Regions from separate parts of the Homo sapiens genome. Here region 2 is linked to region 1. A link is a contact called in ENCODE Hi-C or POLR2A ChIA-PET data. All regions are on one chromosome and are shown on one strand. The core of a region is the stretch at or near the end of the contact, and the rest is flanking DNA. Distances in the headings are between cores, read along the strand shown.

Evidence for each region. Hi-C counts contacts between places; a loop is a spot of excess contacts on that map. ChIA-PET counts read pairs that join two places held with the same protein, here RNA polymerase II (POLR2A). Pooled maps may share reads with other maps.
Region 2: a map of K562 shows a loop between it and region 1 (4-fold over the local background). The contact joins two enhancer-like sites. A Hi-C loop is called at or near these places in 2 of 168 maps with a recorded cell type or tissue (K562 and naive thymus-derived CD4-positive, alpha-beta T cell), 2 of 37 single-sample maps with no recorded cell type and 8 of 50 pooled maps. POLR2A ChIA-PET finds 5 or more read pairs at or near these places in 4 of 52 experiments (OCI-LY7, T-cell, activated naive CD4-positive, alpha-beta T cell and 1 more).

What each region holds. Positions count from the first base shown.
Region 1 is chr3:177,550,903-177,557,701 of GRCh38, reverse strand. All of the region lies in intron 2 of LINC00578 (long intergenic non-protein coding RNA 578), which reads right to left. Among named protein-coding and RNA genes, the nearest start is that of LINC00578, 110 kb to the right of the region's middle. Within about 2 kb of position 2,627, at least 2 of the 41 ENCODE cell types and tissues checked have a DNase peak (open chromatin) inside an H3K27ac peak, as active enhancers do.
Region 2 is chr3:177,773,804-177,780,602 of GRCh38, reverse strand. No RefSeq gene overlaps it. Among named protein-coding and RNA genes, the nearest start is that of LINC02015, 40 kb to the left of the region's middle. Within about 2 kb of position 3,907, at least 6 of the 41 ENCODE cell types and tissues checked have a DNase peak (open chromatin) inside an H3K27ac peak, as active enhancers do.

The sequences.
Region 1 (6,799 bases), core at 1,378-3,877:
TTGCTGCACCATCACATGGCAGAAGGGCAAAGAGAGGGCACAAGAGAGACAGAGAGCATGAGGGGGTAAACCCACTCCCCCAGTAATGGCATTAATCCATTTATGAGGGCAGGGCCCTCATGGCCTAATCACTCTTAAAAGTCCCACATCTTAATACTGTTACAATGGTAATTAAATTTCAACATGAGTTTTGGAGAAGACAATCATTCAAACCATAGCATCCACCTACCAGCAAGAAGAAACAAACATTGTCATCTGGGGGTGGGAGAGCTTGTTACAATATATACCTAGCCTACCCCAGTTAAAACAAGAATCATACATCTTTGCAGTAGTAAAGATTCTCTCCTTCACTAAACTTTAGTCAGGCTCCTCTAAGTCTGACCTTGGTGTCTACCTAATTGGGCCTGCATCATGCCATTTTAGCAAAAATCCTGCTAAGTCACTGTATTAGTTAGGGTTCTTTAGAGTGACAGAACTAATAGGATAGATGTATATGAAGGGGAGTTTATTAAGGAGTATTGACCCACATGATCACAAGGTGAAGTCCCACGATAGGCCATCTACAAGCTGAGGATCAAGGAAGACAGCAGTGGCTCAGTCCGAGTCCCAAACCTCAAAAGTAGGAAAGCTGACAGTGCAACCTTCAGCCTGTGGCCAAAGGCCCAACAGCCCCTGCCAAACCTGGTATAGGTCCAACAGTGCAAAAGCTGAGGAGCTTGGAGTCTGATGTTCAAGGGCAGGAAGCATCCAGCACAGGAGAAAGATGAAGGCTGGAAGACTCAGCAAGTCTGCCCATTCCACTTTCTTCTTCATTCCACTTTATTCTAGCCACACTGGCAGCTGATTAGATGGTGCCCACCCAGATTGGGGGTGGGTCCGCCTCCCCCAGTCCACTGACTCAAATGTTAATCTCCTTTGGCAACACCCTCACAGAAACACCTAGGAACAATACTTTGCATCCTTCGATCCAATCAAGTTGACACTCAATATTAACCATCATGGTCAGTTTAGAGAGAATTCTCCACCTGTGATCTCTGATCATTCTCAGCATCTTTTCAGATTCCTTATCCCCCACCCTGATCACCCTAGCCTGCCTTCAGCAAGAATCCTTGTAGGTCTGTTTAACCAAAACCCTCCCTACCGCTGCTGTTTCCTAATAGTATTTTCCATCCACTCACCCCTACCCTGCTTCTTGGCTATAAATCCCCACTTGTCCAAGCTGTATTCAAAATTGAGCCCAGTTCTCTACTGAGATCTCTTTTCTCCTATTACAATAGTTCCTGAATAAAACCTGTTTGGGCCACTTCATTGTCAAGCTCTAATTTTCCTTTAACAGCAGTAATTCTTTAATTGTGTCTGTCCATCCACTCATTCCACTTGGTTTCCCTCATAAATTCTAAGCTAGATCAGTATACAACCATAACTACCCCAGCAATTTTGTAAAGGGCAATTTTTATGAACCTCTAAGTTATCCCAAATTTTTTTAATTTACATTAAGTCAAATACAGAATCCCAAAATTAATTTTAAAGAAAAATGTTGTTTGAAATTAACATAGAAAAGAAAGCTAGTTTTCTATTTTTTTCTCCTTAATACACTGTGTAAAGTTTTGAACTGATGATATTAATATATAATATTGCACCTGCACTGTAATGATTATTACTTTGTTAGGAGGATACATATGTTCATCATTGACACACTAACTACTAAGTGTGAAGGTTTGATTGATTTAAGAGATTAAGGGATAATTTTGTTTTTAAAATCAGTCTTCCATGGAGGTAGTATCTGTGTGCTGTGGACAGTCTATAGGTGTTGCCTGTCACTGGATTGTGATGGATGAACACTCTATTCATAATTCAAACTGTCTCCCATTTGTTCATAAAAGCTGACAATGCAGAGAGAATTCTGCTGAAAGAGCCACAAAAGAGTGAATTACAGAGAAATGTAAAACAATATGACAGAGGAGCATTTGGGCCAAAAATAAAGCAACCAAATCCAACAAATCTAAAAGGAGTGATTTTTTTCTAATTTTTTTGGCCAAATAGTACATTCAAATGTAGGTTCAAACAGCAAGCCTGCTGGTTCTCTGTCAGCAAAAATGCTAAATAGGGGCTAAGTTGTCTTCCTGGAGGGTGAGGCGCATAGACAAACTGAAAAGCCACCTGAAGTTTCAACCAAAAGCCAATTTAGATCAAGCTGAGCAAACAGACAGGTCTGCTGCCCAATTCAACACCAAGCTGTTTTTTTGTTTTTTGTTTTTAATGTATATAAGTCAAAAAGTACTTTACAAGCCAAGGAAAACCCAGAGAGCAATGTATGGACTAATGACATAGTTCCCATTCAGGTCTGGGGCCTGGAGTGCAGCCTGGGGCAGTTCCCACTGTGCTTCCCAGCCCCCATCTGTGTTTTTCACTGGTAAATTCAGAATAAAAAGAAAGTCAAGTGTAGCAGAGGACTGTGTGGGTTAGGAAGGAAGGGCAGTTCCACCCAGTTGGTCCAAGTTAAAATGGAGGCTGTTACTTGCTGAGAGCAGATTTGCACTCCTTTTTTTTTTTTTTTAGCACCAGCTGAGATTCTGTCTCAATTGCCCTCAACATTGAGTCACTAACCAGCCACTGGGTGTGGAATTCTGGCAGCAGTAGCGCTTAACTCTGAGACTTCCCACTCCCCACCCACCAGCTCCTTGCCCTCTCTGCAATGGCTTTTTTTTAGTAATAGAGGAAAAAAACTTTGAAATCCTGTTAATTCTGAGTATTGTTTACAAGTGATTATTTCTGAAGGGGCAAGGAGTGTTTGCAAAGGCCACTTTGGTTATATGAGATTTAAAAGGTTACTGCAATTATTTTTTGGTGTATAAGATGCATTTGCATACATAATTTCACAGAAGAATGGGGGCATTTTATGTACTTTCATCATATGTTTATTGAAAGTGAACAGTTATGCTGTCTGCACAGACATAACTGGTATTTCTTTAAAATTTATCTTTTCCAGATTATTACTATATATTAAAATTTCTAATTATCTACTGGAGATGCATTATACTACATTTATAGGAACAAAATAATGTATTTTCTCTTTTGTAGACATGGCTGCCCGAAAGCAATTCAGTATTTTGCATCCTTGTTCAGTCAGTAACTATGACTTATTAGATGCAGGTGAGTTTTTTATACATTTGGAAGAGGATGTGTCTTATACACTTGCAAGAGCATTGATGTCTCTGGATCTGAGTGCCCTTGTCTGCAAAAAGAAAGAGCTGAACTCCAAGTACCTTCAGCACTGAAAGTCTACAGCTGGCAATGGCTGTACCACAAAGATTAAAACAAGGCAATTCAGTAAGGGTAAACAATAAATTAAAAAAATCACTGAAATTGAATTAACTTGGTAGACAAAAGCAACCCTTAGACCACCAACAGTCATTTTGCAAATATTAATTTTTTAACTAAGGAACAATTACATACGCCTTGTCTCTTTAAATTAGATTGGAAGTTCCTTGAGGTTAAAACCAATGTTTTTAATTAAGAATAAAATTTCCCTAGGACAGATCATACTGCCAGATAAACGGCCTAGCAATAGAATGTGTTCGTAGATACATTAAAAAGAACCCAGGTCTTAGAGCTCTCAGGCCAGAGATTTTTCTTTCCATTACAATTTTCTGTCATCAAGGTTCAATGTAGGAAGCTTCTAGGAGAGACAATAACAATTGGGAGGAAGAAATCCAAGAGCATTGAAATAGACATGAGCTACACAAGGATACTAAAGTCCTGGTATTGACTCTTTTTTACCAGCAATATTTCTAGAAGAAAATAGCCCCCTCCATAGAAGTCTCTACAGAACACGTGGACAGCACTTAGTGATGAAGCCTGGGTTGGCAGCCCACATTGCCTGATGTTTGTATTGAAACCCTTCCCTGGCAGAGCCTGGTGCCCAGTGGTGCCGACTGGGCTGGCTCAGTGCTGAGAGACAGCTTCAGGGATGGACAGTTGCACTCTCAGGAGGTTGTATGCATAATCTCAGTTTGCAATTCTATTTTGTGAGAACAAAAGGGAAACAGTGGGCACTGGCTTGGCTGCTTTTCCAGATGCTTTTGACCAGGCAGGGGATGTAAAAAAGAAAATCTAGCTTGAAAAATGCAACAAAGAGAGAGAAATATTGTCTATTTTCCCATTATGTTTAGCTAGGATGTGGTCTACTGATTATTTTAAGAAAACTATTAACCGAGCTTTACTGTTTTCCTGTTGTATGCTAGCAGCTTCATGTAGTCTGAGAGTCTCAGGCTGGCTGTTAGAAGCCTTAGGTTTTCATCTCCAGTCACCACCATCTTGGCACTTGATTTCTCAGAGCTTCAGTGTGTCTATCTATAATGTCATTTTTAATTCCTGTCCTTCTCTACCTCAAACGGATGCTGTGAGGACAAATGAGATGGCTCAATATTACCTCCTTCCCTGTCCATCTGGCTCTCTGATTTGCAAGGACCACATCAAGTTCTGGACTAGAAAACAATAGAGTTGTGCCAGGAATGAAGGGAGGCAGAATGGAGCCAGGCGGAAGCCCAAAGGGACACAGAGGCAGAGATCCAAGGCCAGAATTGGAACATTGGATTAGCCACAATTTCACATATTAACATTATGCCCAGTTCCCAAAAATACACATTTATGTGGTTATATGAACATCTTTGAGTCATTCAGGATTTGGTTGTATTATCATTATTTGAACCCTCAAGTGCAAAAATATGAGGACTATATACTGAGATTTTCTTCCTTTTTCAATGGAGTATTCTTAACTTGTGTGGGCCAGGCCTTGAGCCCCTTTTTTGGTCAAAAGTCCTCAAAGGGAGTTAACTGGTCATTTTAATTCATTTGGGTCCAACTGAGGTGATTTTATAGCCCCTCCTGGCTTTGAAAGATCCAACAGACTTTCAGCCTCCAGGCAACAGAGGAGTGAGCCCTGGAAAGGGTCTAAATGATGCAGGCCCTCCTCCCTGTACGTCAGCTCCTTCTCTCCCCTTCTTTCCAATCAAACTAATCCCCTCACAATTTCCCAGAGGCTTCTCCATCATGGACACCCACAGGAAACAAATAAAAGGAACAGGACAGGGTGCAATTCTGCTCTTTGTCAGTGCTAATTGTGAGCCAGTTATCTGATCTGCTGTGACTTGCTCTTTCTGGAAAGGTGTGCATAATTTGGCAATAGAATTCCAAGATTCTCATTTATTGTAAATTGTGCCTTTGCCGATTGCTTTTGTCAGGGCTCCCCATTTCACCTCATGTCTCTGCTCTCCACTTTTGCAAATGCACTGATCTGTGAAAATGAATTAAACAGATTAAAAAGCAGCTTTTCTTATTCATTGGAATAAAAACAGCAAAGGCAGACATGGTACATCCTTGTACGTAACTCCAAGAAAAAAAAAACTACTTCACACAAGAGGGTGGCCTGGCTCTCTGGGGAGAAAACAAACCCACAAAATGCTCTGTGACTCAAGTTAAGCCTCTCCTATAATCTACAGTGAAGTTCTACTTAATGACAACCCACAATATAATCCAATTATTAGGCTTTCAGCAAACCAATACCATAATGACATCATATATTCTTAAAGTTGATCTTTATACAAAGCTGTTCCTCTTTTTAAAGAGAGAGAAACATTTATGATGTTAAATAACTCTCATCTTATAGACAGCTCAAGTTCACAAATTTGTAGAGCCAAAGCACCCGAAAGAAGAAAGCATATGCAGGTGTGTATTATCTGCAGTATGAGAAGGTTCTAGGTGCTGCTTTGACCCCACCTCGCGGACTAGGGCCAAGCTAAAAGCAACCTGCATAGTAAGGCTGGACTATAAGTGCCCCCAAAGCATCATCTTGGTACATCCTAGGGCAGAGTTGGGTCCCTATTATTTTAAGACAAGTGATACAATGGAAGGTTCCTGGAACTACCACACTGCACTGCTCCAAGGAGCACCAATAGCAAGGTAGTCCTCATGTTTGGTGACCTCTGGAGGTGGGAAGTGCACTGTGTGTGCAAACTAAATTGGTGGCCTTGAATCCCTTTATTAAAGAGGAAACACTTTGGTTTTTCTGTTTATTTGCTTAATGTTGTTTATTTGAGTAGAGGAAGGGCAAGAGGGAACAAAGAGAACACAGGAAGCACCTCTGTAGAGGTGCAGTAGACTACCCACAACGCCACCCGAGAGCTCTAGTTCTTAGTTCAAAACGAAGTTAGCAAGGTTTTTCTTTTCTTTCTTTTTTTTCTTTTTTGGAGACGGAGTCTCACTCTGTCACCCAGGCTGGAGTGCAGTGGCACGCGATCCCGGCTCGCTGCAACCTCCGTCTCCTGAGTTCAAGCAATTCTCCTGCCTCAGCCTCCTGAGTAGCTGGGATTACAGGCACTCGCCACCATGCCCAGCTAATTTTGTATTTTTAGTGGACACGAGGTTTCACCATGTTGGCCAGGCTGGTTTCAAACTCCCGCCCTCAGTTAATCTGCCCGCCTCAGCTTCCCAAAGTGCTGGGATTACAGGCATGAGCCACCGCGCCCGGCCAGGTTTTTTCATCTGTGTGTTGAATTCTCCTACAATCTGCTCCCAGGTTTGTCATGAGGAATAAGTGAGACAAAGCACAAAAACTTCATGGGTGTCTACCTAGAGAATAGTAAGTGCTCATGAAAGAGTAGTTACTGTCATGGTGATTACTAGTATTACTTTCTTAAATAGGCTTGGCTGAATAGAAAATGAACCCACCAGCCTCATCGGAAGCAAATCAGAGTTTCCCTTTTGCAAACAGGTAAGAGGGGAGATGAAGCAAGTCTTA
Region 2 (6,799 bases), core at 2,658-5,157, 220 kb before region 1:
TTTACTCAGATTTATCTGTTAATATTTACCCTATTTGCTTTATCATTTGCACTCTCCATCTCATCTCTATCTACATAAATAAAATTTTATATTATACAACACATATTACATAATCTAATAAATAGATATTAAAATACATAAGATATTATATATGATATGTTTTTTCTAAGCCATATGGAAGTTGAATACATCAAGCCCCTTTACCCTTAAATAATTCAATGTGTATTTCCTGAGAGAGATTCTCTTACATAATCACAGCAGAATTATCTAATTCAGGAAACTTAACATTAACATAAAATTTTAATCCAATCTATTTAATCTAGACTATGTCCATAGTCTAATTTTTCCAATTGGCCTAAAAATGTCTTTTATATCATAATTTTTTTCCTCCAGTACAGGATTCAGTGCAGAATCAGGTATTGCACTGGTCATCTTTCTTTAGTCTCCTTTAATCTGGGACATTTCTGCAGCCTTCTTTCTTTCTTTTTTTTTTTCTTTTTTTAATGTCATTGACATTTTAAAAAATACAGGGGAGGTTGAGGTGGGCAGATCAAGAGGTCAGGAGATCGAGACCATCCTGACTAACACAGTGAAACCCCGTCTCTACTAAAAAAAAAATACAAAAAACTAGCCAGGTGTGGTGGTGGGCGCCTGTAGTCCCAGCTACTCAGGAGGCTGAGGCAGGAGAATGGCGTGAACCCGGGAGGCGGAGCTTGCAGTGAGCCGAGATCGAGCCACTGCACTCCAGCCTGGGCAACAAAGCAAGTCTCCGTCTCAAAAAAAAAAAAAAAAAAAAAAAGAATACTGTTCCTTCCTCCTTTTTCTAACAGAAAATATCTAATTTTCAGTTTTTTGAAGTTTCCTTATACTTACATTTATGCTATACATCCAGCCAGAATACCCCACAAGTAATATTGTGTTCTTCTCGTAGTATTATATCCTGGAAGTACAAAATATTTATTTGTGCAGGGCACGATAGCTCACGCCTGCAGTCCCAGCACTTTGGGAAGCCAAGGTGAGTGGATCACCTGAGGTCAGGAGTTAGAGGACACCCTGGCCAACATGGTGAAACTCCATCTGTACTAAAAATATAAAAATTAGTTGGGTGTGGTGGTGCATGCCTGTAATCCCAGCTACTTGAGAGGCTGAGGCAGGAGAATCACTTGAACCCAAGAGGCAGAGATTGTAGTGAGCTGAGATTGTGCCACTGCACTCCAGCCTGGGTGACAGAGTGATACTCCACCTCAAATTAAAAAATTTTTTAAAGCTTATTTGCTTCTTTATTTTGTTTACCTAATCAAGGCATTGTCTGATTTCTACACTGTGTAGATATAATTATTCCCTTGAAACTAATAGGCAATCTGTTGGGAGTCAGTTTAAAAACATAAAAATATCCTGCTCCTCATCAAAATTCTTCCTTAGATTTAATATCCATTGGTAATTTGGCCCTGGACCAATCTTGACTATGACAGCTATAAAATAATAATTTTCTAACTCCAGCAGTTTCTCCACATTTACCAGTCAGCACCTGGCATTCTACAACAAGCAAGAGTCCTCCTTTTTCCTCTGTTTATTCACTTATTTATTTATCTAATTATTAAATAAATTAGTTCAGATTCATGGATTCCTGTTTTCTTCAGTGGTTTATGGTCATACTGTCCTTATATATTTTGGTATTTAAATTGTTTCAGTTTTGGGCAACAGGAGCCACTTCCTGCCAGCTCTTTTCCTGTGACATGCCCTCAGCATTTTTTTTAACACTTCCCTTCTCATCGACATAACAAGATGTTTCATTAGCTTCTAGAACTTTCCCTGTCCCAGGCCTACATTTAGTCACTTCTCTGAGGAGAAGAGCCCTTGTTCTTTCAGTAGAGAATGGTATTAGAGGACAAAATCTGAGTACTAGGTGTGCTCATTGCTACTAGACTTTTTTTTTCTTCTAGGTCTTTTCAGCAGCTAGAGTTGGGAAATAGATGCATGTATATATGTATGTACACAAATATACATATACACTTACAATATGCATATGCACATATGTATACACACATACACACATTTACCTGAGCACACCTGCATGTATATACACATACATTTATTTTAGAAATGAGTTCATACCAATGCTTCCAATTTAGAGCACACTCTCTTAACCACTATGTAATCATTTTGTATGTGCTTCCACAATGGCTGAATTAAAGATGAAAGATAGAATCCAAAGTGACTCAGAGAATTTCCTCTGTTCTATTTATGATCACTACAATTCCTGCTGAAAATTTCTGCCCCCTTTTTGGGAAGCAACACTGTGTGTCCTTGAAGATTCAATTTTGTCTTTGTTCATGTCTGAGCTCCTTCTCCTTGCAAGACTGTGACGGGAGTTGAGAGGACAGAGCCTGAATTTCTCCTAGAATTTAGAGTTTGTGACGACCAACTATTTAAAATATTCTTTGGTAATCTACATAAATTACCCCAAGTCCTAAGACAGCAGGTAGTCTGTCCACCAAAGGTATAAGCTGGTACTGGGAGGTTGATGAAAACCAAAGGCATGTAGGCAAAGTCTCTTTCAGGTTAGAATGTAAGAATGGTGGTAGCAAAGGAAGATGGAGTCCCCTATATCTTTAGGTGCTAGAATGTGGGGGAAGATGCAGTCCCCAGAGATGGACACAAGGTGGCTCAGTGAACCTGTTCCCTGGTGCTCCACATCTCCCTAGAAGGAAAAAGATAACTATGTTCAGCAGCAGGCAGTCATTGGACATTATGGCAGCTGCCCAGCCAATCCTTGCAAGCTCAGCAAGACAACCTAGAGTGAATGCAACCAACCGGCCTAAAGGGTGATGACCCTAGTCCCATGGACCATACCTGGGTGCAACACAAGCCTTCAGGGGAGTCACATTGACTGGTACACATTGGTTTGAGCTTTTCTTTATGGCAGTTGTGTTGAGGCAGGAGTATGTCATGACTTTGGAACAAGAGACCTGAGCTCTAGTCCTAGCTCTGCTGATAAATATGTGGTCTTGCATCACGGTATCATATACAAGATATGACCTCTCTGAGCATCAGATACTTTATTTATAAAATGAAAAGAGTGCAAGATTGTTACATGAATTTGATATAATAAATGTAAAGCCCATGCATATAGTTAAGTCTTAGATAAATGTAGACTTTGTTAAGAACAATATAAAAGGTCATAATATGTAATATATGCTAAATCCTTAGATATGTCCCCAAGTAAAATAGTCTAGACTGCTTTATAGAAGGCCTTAGAGTCTGATATCAGGAGAGAACTGAACTGGACCAAATACACAACCATTCTTTTTAGATGATTTCTTGGTGTGGATTGGCAACAGCTAACAAGACTGTTTCCTATGTCCATTAGCCAGAATTTTATAGCAATGTAATGGTTTGGATTCCTGTTTTTTGAGATTGAAGTTTTAGCTGCTTTTGTAACTGAAAACATACCCACTCTTGGTCCACTGTTATGCTAAGAACACCTGAAATATTGTATTTTCTTTGGAACTTAAGTTGCCAGATACGGTGCGGTCAAGGGCTGAAACTAAATACAAGCAGCCCCTTGCTGAAATATGCTCTGAGTGGGTCTGCTGCTGTCACAAGCAGCGTTTCTCCCTCAAAGAGTTGGCATTCCTCCAGTTTTCCCTGCCCGTGATCACACATCCACAAACCAGCCAGCATGGCTAGTTCCTCCTACCATTTCATGATTGCTGACAGGTAGAATGTGGCTTTTGTTCTTTTCCTACTCGGGAACTCAAATACCAGAGCTGCTGACAGATGATGTTGTGGCAGATTCATTTTGGAACACCACATTTCTTAGCAATGTGTCACAGGAGGAGAATGTCTCAAGCCTACAGCCTCAAAACCCCTCTGCTCTGGAAGTACCATTGCCCCAACCCAGATACCTTCTCAGGTGACACAGGGCGAGTACATGCCTCACCTTGCTGTAAGGAGATGGGAATGGAAGAAACTATGAATGGTAGAGTGCAAGTCCCTCCTAAAAGCATTGACATTGGGTTATTTTTTAAACATTGTACCGGCCAAAACAAGTGAGTCAACGTATTTGTGACTCCTACCCGATGCTTGCCCTTTGCAGAGCTTGACATAAGGAAGACATGTTAGGGAAGCCAAAGATAAATCCAACTCTTGGCTCTGCTATCAGCAGGCTCTGAGACCTACAGCAGTCACTCGACATCTCTGGGCCCAGTTTCTTCTTTAGTAAGATGAGGACAGGAAGCCTCAGGTGGACATGCAGGTCCTCTACCATCTTGTGAGTCTCGGACTCCAGATTGGTGGCAACCTACCTTTCTAGTCTAAGCTCCTGTCTGCTGGCCAACAGAGGTTTAGGGAGACCAGAAGCTAATACAATTTATGATGCCCTCTGTATGAAAAATTATAAAAAGTAAGTCAATAGTGAATATTTATTCAGAATGAGAAAAGAAAAATGCAAAAATATCAGCTTTAAAAAGCCAACAAATACCAGAAATATCACAAAACCCAGAAACAAATAACAGATTTGTATGAATTGGTATCGATAACATAAGATTTGTACTGATGTTCTAACAAGTCTCCCTAAATGCCTGTATTCTACATTTTTGGCTGCAGAGTCTGTTTCTTTTTATGACAAAATTCTGTAATATCCTTTCCTACAGAGAAACTAGAAAGATCATTCCATTTTTCCTGTAACATGGTTAATCAAAATTTGTTTATTATTAATGATAATTGAGAGAATTTCTTTCAGCTTCACAACCTATTATTGACAATATCATGTACATGTTTAGTATTACCAAATTGGGGAAGCTCCTCTACCAAGTGTCTTTCATATATGAGCTGTAAGATTGCAGCCATTCATGTTTCCCTGAGCAGAGACTAATCTGAAATACTCTTGAAATTGATGATACTCATTAATTAGGGCCTTGGGAAGGCATCTACTTTTACCACCTCACACTAGGTACCCCGCAGCCCCACCTTCATGCACACTGAACGTCTCACCTGTTCCTAACACACGACAACCTTCTACAGCTCTGTGGCTTTGCAGATGCTGATCCCTCACTGAATTGCCTTTCCTTTCTCCTCCCCCATACCCTTTCTCCAGGGTTCAAGCAGATTCAGTCACCATTCCTCTGCACTGTCCCTGCCTGGTACTCATAAGACTAGTAGAGAACCCTTCCTTTAGTGTTGTAATTCTGTTTGTCTACCTTCCCCACTAGACTTAGATTCCCTTAATTAAGGGAAGGCAATGATTCTCTCCATCTGTCTAGCACCAGGAATAGGACAGAAAAAGATGCTTGATAAGTGTATCACAAATAGAAATTCCTCAACAACACAGATGCAAGAAGTGCCACAATTCTTTACCTTTCTATAAGAAACCTTACTCTCCTCTAAGTTCTCTATTGTCAATCGATGATTTTTAAAAAACACACAGCATTAGTGATTTATTGGGGCATCTTTTTCCTCCCTTGGACTCAGGCAGTTCATGAAAATGGGGGCTCGCCCTAAGGCCACTAGTCAGCATTAGTTATCCTGGACACCGTTTCTCCTTCTGCCACTCTAGGAGGGTGATGGAATTGTAGTCCTCTCCTCTCACCTCTAGCCTGGCCCTCAGGGATCCCTTTCCCTGATTTCAAAATGGCAGCACTGGGGACAACCACTTAAATCACCTAGGTGGCTATCTTCCTTCCAAAGTGCAATCATCTTTAGGAGGTGCAAATGTGAGCAGGCAGCAGGTCTGTACCAACTGCAGGACATTTCAGGCTCACTTCCTTCAAGGCCCTAGATATCTTCCCAAAAGGACCGAGTAAAGAAGTCATCAAACTTGTGTATCGCCACCAGCCTCAGAGAAAAAAAGGAAAGGAAGGAAGGAAGGAAAGGAGGGAGGGAGGGGGAAAGGAGGAAGGGAGGGGGAAAGGAGGAAGGAAGGAAAGAGGGAGGGAAGGAAGGAAGGAGAGGAATGGAGGGATAAAGAAAGAGTGGGGAAGAGCAAGAGGGAAGAGGAAGAGAGGGGAAGATAAGACTGTCTTGGGGAAAGAAGTGCAGAAATTCATAACATTGAAGTCTGGTTGCCCTCCCTCTATGGATGAAAGATGCGATTACTTCTTCATCCATTTTCTGATGAGTCTGCTCAAGCAAGAAAGTACTAATACTAATAACAATATAAGGCACAGGTTAATTTCTACATTAACTTATTAATGCATCGACCTGCCACAAATGTTTATTGAAGAATCAATCAATGAATGAGTTTTCATAGTTCATTATCATGAGTCTGTTTTTGTTTTAATGACATAAATATCATTTTAGGAAAAATAAAACAATGTCCTTCTCTTCACACGTACATAATTGCACAGATAAGAATAATGATTCAAAGCCATTTTTTTCCTGCACTGGGAAAACAGAGCAGACTTGTTCATTTCTGCTACAATGATGAAGTTTCCTCCCCTGCTTCAGAAAACAACTTTAAGTATACTGTGTATTTTATAGAAAGTGGTTAAGGCTGATGAACTTGCATTCGACTCCTACTGGCTAACCTCAAACAATCTTATACAAGGAAAAACAAAATAAAACAAAACTGTTTTCTTCTTAATCAGACAGAGCCCCTTTAAGAGAGGCTGAATTACAATGCCTAATGCTCCTCATCAAAAGACACTAACAGATTTCCAGAGCAAAGGGCACCCCTGATCTAATGTATTCTTCCAAGTGAGGTTGATGTTTGTAGTGTAAGGAAGAAATGGAAATTTCACTCCCTCACATCATCTGGTCATTAACTTATGTAGCAGTACAAAATAGCCCACCAAGCTCT